2 separate regions of the Homo sapiens genome follow, and region 2 is linked to region 1. The links are chromatin loops, found by intact Hi-C in ENCODE. Cell type or tissue: right lobe of liver. All regions are shown on one strand.

Region 1 (2,500 bases):
GCGCCATCTCGGCTCACTGCAATCTCCACCTCCCGGGTTCAAGCGATTCTCCTGCTCAGCTTCCTGAGTAGTTGGGACTACAGGTGCCCGCCACCATGCCCGGCTAATTTTTGTATTTTTAGTGGAGACGAGGCCGGGTGCGGTGGCTCGCCCTTGTGGTCCTAGCACTTTGGGAGGCCGAGGCGGGTGGATCATGAGGTCAGGAGTTCGAGACCAGCCTGGCCAAGATGGTGAAACCCCGTCTCTGCTAACAATGCAAGAGATTAGCTGGGCGCTGTGGCGGGAGCCTGTAGTCCCAGCTACTCGGGAGGCTGAGGCAGGAGAATGGCGTGAACCCGGGAGGCGGAGCTTGCAGTGAGCTGAGATCGCGCCATTGCACTCCAGCCTGGGTGACAGAGCGAGACTCCATCGCTAAATAAATAAATAAATACATAAATAATACAGACGGGGTTTCACCGTGTTGGCCAGGCTGGCCTCAATCTCCTGACCTCAGATGATCCATCCACCTTGGCCTCCCAAAGTGATGGGATTACAGGCGTGAGCCACAGTGCCCAGCCATTTTTTTTTTTTTTTTTTTTTTTTTTTTTTTTGCTATTTAGTATGACCTGTTTTAATAGCGGTCCTAAACTTTAAATGACTTATTTTTCAATCTTATAGTCAAATGTCAAGAGTCATTAATAGTATCTCAAACAAAACTTGCATTTTAAGGTTAAGCAATCCTGGATGACTGAAAAAAATATGTATCTGCTTTTTTGTACTTATTTTATTCTAAATCCACATTAGAAAAATGTTTATGATTTTATTCTTTTTCAATAAAAAAAAACAAGTGAATATCCACGAAGTACCTGACTCTTGGCTAGGTGTTGAGGAGGAAAAGCAAACCCATCAATGTCTGTGCACTTGGAAATAACCATCTGGGAGAAGAGAAGCTCCTTTCAACCTAGGGATGTCTATAGATAAGAATGAAATTGCACCATAGAAAGAAAGCATATCAACATTGCCTGCTACCAACAGATGGCACTGTTAATGGTTTGTATCACAACTGTATTTGTGGGACCAATAGATTTGCTAACATTCTCAGAAGGTAGTCTGGAAGGAGAAGAGCCTCTGTTAAGGCAGTGAAATGATATACATGCTCAATTTTGTTTAATTATCTTGTCAAAATTCCTGGAAAAAAATAAAAAAATATATTTATATGGGATATTTCGTTTAATTAAAATACATCATCTTTTACCAAAATTAATATATGTGAAATTAAATTGTAGTAGAACTTTAAAACAACATAGAGTTCCTATTGCTTTGAATAATTGGTCTTTACATTTAGTATTATATTATATGTTATATTGTTATGTATACCATATATATAATGTTATATTATATACTGTAATATTAGAGTAGCAACTGATACTCACAAAGCTAAACAACTCAGTTCCACTGAAATATACCAGATTTTGACTTAGTTTTAAAAGGGAGGACCTAGAAACAGAGAGAAAATGCATCAGTGGGTAAAATCATTTACCTCTAATGTTTTATTTCACCTCTATGGTTTTTAGTGTACTAGAGAGCTGTTTAATCAGACCATTACCAAATTGAATAAATGGCTACTTAGTGATTACTGAACTATTTAGTGATGGGGTTGGGGAGAACTCCTTTTTTAAAAATAAGCCTTTTGAATAGTTCATATAAGACCATCCTAATAAATAAAATGGAACAGAATGTGTTTGCCATGTAATAGCTTAGTGATTTTTAATTTCTGTATTGTGATGAAACAACCAGCTTTTCTAGAATGTAGCCAGTCCTTTGTTTCTCAGAAGCTGTGCACACTTGCGGCATTCAGTCCTAGTGCTGCCATAACAGAGTTTCTAAACACTAGTTCAGAAATGAGACATTTTTGTTTAGTCTCTGTTTGGGCACAGCCAAGAGTTTAAGACTGTACATGGAGAGAAACTTGCTTTTTTCTGTGGATGTAATCCAGGGGACCTGTTGAGGTCTTTAATGGGTGGCTGACAGGATGAACTGGGCATTCAATATTAAAGGGTGGTATCATAGCAAGGGGGTTACCCCAGCAGAGTTTGTAGATCAGGAATTGTTTAGAGCCTAGATCTTGGGAAAGTGAACAAGAAGCATGTTAACTAAAGATAAAAAACAGAAACCAGGTATTGTCTTTTTAAACTCTGAGCTCTTGGAGTGGCGATCATGTCTTTTCCATATTAGTATCTCCAGTGATGAGCATTGTCTGTTGGAGACACTCAATATACATTTCTTGAATAGAGTAAGGATTTACTGGACTTTGACACAGAACTAAGGTTCTGTGTGATAGAGGTCTGTGTGCTTATGAGAAGCTGGACTGTGTAGGTGAGGATGCTAAGGCTCCTGTTCCCATAGAGAAGTCCTTGAGATGGCTCAAGCTGCTGGTTCCCTTTTTTCTTGGACTTTGCAGGTATTCAAGGTGTCTCTAGTTAGAAGCTTTATGTTTTGTAATGGGTAAAAATAGTGCTAA
Region 2 (2,500 bases), 100 kb before region 1:
GTTGCTTTCCTGCTACAGCAGCAGAGTTGAGTTACAATAGAGCTCATATGGCCTGCAAAGCCTAAAATATTTACTATCTCATCCTTTATAGATAAAGATTGCTGACCTTGTAACTAGATTTACTGTCACCTTGGACAAATTAGTCTCACTAAGCATAATAGAATCATAACTTTATAGACTGGGAAAGAACCTTAAAAGTAATTTTGGTTAAACTCTACCCTATACATTTCTCTGCGTAAATCACCTTTTCAGAAAAACTGGTGAATGGCCATTCAGCTTCTGCTCCAAAACATGGAACTAAAAGGAGCTCACTGTCTCATGAAGTAGCTCATGTTTATTTCAAACAGCTGTAATTCTTCAACAAATAGAAATATATTATTTATATTGACCAAAAAGTTGCAGTCTTTTGACTTTCTTGCCTAGTCTTATTTATGCCTTCTGAGACCATAGAGAATAAGTGAAATCTCTCTTCTATCTGTGAGCACTTTAAAAATTTGATTCTGCTATCATATCTGAAAGTTATTTAGTTATTTGCATAAATATGTGGAGTGTCAACAAAGGAGAAAGAGACAGTGTTCTCAGATCAGAACCTTGCTGAGCAAGCTGCCTGGACTTAGCTGTCACTATTGCATGGATGCAAGGGAGTCACTGCCCCTGGTCCAGCTTTTATGAGTTTCTCTATTTGTGCCTGGGAAATTCACCAAAGAGGGTGGGGTTGCACACTGTTAACGTCTCCCTTTCAGATGAGGCACTCGTATTTCCTTGTTCAATAAGCCATGTAAATATGGCTTTCAGTTCACACAGCGTGGATGCCCAAGCCTCAAATCCCTCTCCTATAATTCTGATTCCATCTCCAAGAGAATTCAGATGCTGTTAGTAGTCTGTAACTAAAGCGAAACTAAGAAGCTCAATGAAACCACAGCTCCTCTGTTAATCGGGGAAAACCAAACTCCTCTAGAGGGCACTGTAGCACTCACCGAATTCTGTGAACTGAGAACACTGGTTTAAGAGAATCTGAACAGATACCAGCTCTTAAAGAAAACTGTCCATTCCCTGGGAGTGAGGTTAGCCAGGGGGACAGAGTTAAGCCAATAAAAAGGGGCTCAAAAGAGCTAACTTGTTACTAGAGCTACAAACCATGTTTGGATTAATCTCCGGTGTCCTATCCTAAGTCTAAAGCTTCCCTGGTGCTTTATTCACTATTAATTCCTGTATCCGACAATATTTACTGAATCCTTACTGTGTGCTAGCCTTTGTGTTAGGGACTGATGGAAAAAACTAAGACAAAAACAAACAAAAAAACTCTGCCGAATTTCTCCAATTTGCCTTGAAGTCTCATTCTCTTTTGTTTATTAATAATCCTTATCTAAAATCCCTTAGCAATTGGAGATCTCTTTCTCCTTCGTTCTTTATGTTGAATGATGTCTTCATCATCCCCATTAGCAAGTTAGAAGACCGGGAGTAACTTTATACCTATCCTCCCTTCTCTTTTCAATTCGGCCTCCCATTCTACCAATTTTACTTAACATTTCTCAGGTCTATCCTACTCATTTCCATTGCTCCTTGCCACTGCCCCAAGGTAGCATTATCTTACTTCTGCTCACCTTTCCAGGTTTATCTATCACCATTTCTCATTATGAATTTACATCCAGGAGTACTGAGGTGCTTGCAATTTCATACCCTCTTCTGCTTTTTCTTTTTTTTCTCTATTTTTGCCCCTCCCCGACTTCCCTGGCTTATTTCTACTCATCTTTTAACGTTCAGCCCAAGCATCTCCTCCAAGACTTCTACTTAAAATTACCCTTCCCATCCCTTCTTCTGCTACCAGACTAGTTAAGTTGCCCCTTTTCTGGACCTTTAGAGTCTGGATACATCTTTATTAATGCTGTTTCCGTTTTTTCTTGCATACGAGATTGTGAGCTCCTTGAGGACCGGGGCAATTCTATAAGATTCATCTCTACATCCTTGATGTTTATTCCAGTCCTGGAACATAGCTGGCCCTCAATGAATGTTATTTATGTCAATCAATATTTAAATCAATTTGATAGTACCCATGAGCTGAGGCCCCATAGAGAGGAGGGGTGTACAAAGAGAAATGTCAATAAATTGACCTATATATCTTGGGATATATCTCTGGGCCTCCTACAGCAGTTCTCCCTCAGATGATGAATTTTCTGACAATGATGTGCATTACTGAAACATATTCCTTTCATTAATAGTTAGGTTTCAACAGTAATAATTAGGATAACCATTTCTCTCACTGTTTCCACAACTGGAAGAAATTCCTAAGAAAGGAAGGTATATGAAATTTGTGATGTAGGAGACAGAGGCCAACTTCTTTCCCATTGTAACCAGCAAATACTGAGTTATGTAAGGGTCCAAAGAGAACTATCATAGCAAAGTGCTGGCAGAGATTAGTGATGCTTTACTCCTGTTTTGTTTACCATAATGAACTGGTCAATAAACATCACAAATTGTTTATCTATATAAATCTTGACAG

Evidence for each region. Hi-C counts contacts between places; a loop is a spot of excess contacts. Peaks named below come from ENCODE experiments on the same cell type or tissue, not always from the same donor. Only the 100,000 strongest peaks of a DNase experiment are listed, where the experiment ranks them.
Region 2: it touches region 1 in a loop (3-fold over the local background); 8 of 110 quality-filtered maps call a loop at or near these places.

Annotation. Positions count from the first base shown.
Region 1 is chr1:216,118,310-216,120,809 of GRCh38, reverse strand. The region is part of intron 21 of USH2A (usherin); the gene reads left to right. Among named protein-coding and RNA genes, the nearest start is that of USH2A-AS2, 47 kb to the right of the region's middle. In right lobe of liver, a CTCF peak has its summit at 1,001 (motif pointing right); no DNase peak of the experiment used is centred here.
Region 2 is chr1:216,219,805-216,222,304 of GRCh38, reverse strand. All of the region lies in intron 14 of USH2A (usherin), which reads left to right. All of the region lies in intron 2 of USH2A-AS1 (USH2A antisense RNA 1), which reads right to left. Among named protein-coding and RNA genes, the nearest start is that of USH2A-AS1, 27 kb to the right of the region's middle. In right lobe of liver, a CTCF peak has its summit at 955 (motif pointing right); a DNase peak (open chromatin) is centred at 954; H3K4me3 peaks cover 480 bases; H3K27ac peaks cover 382 bases.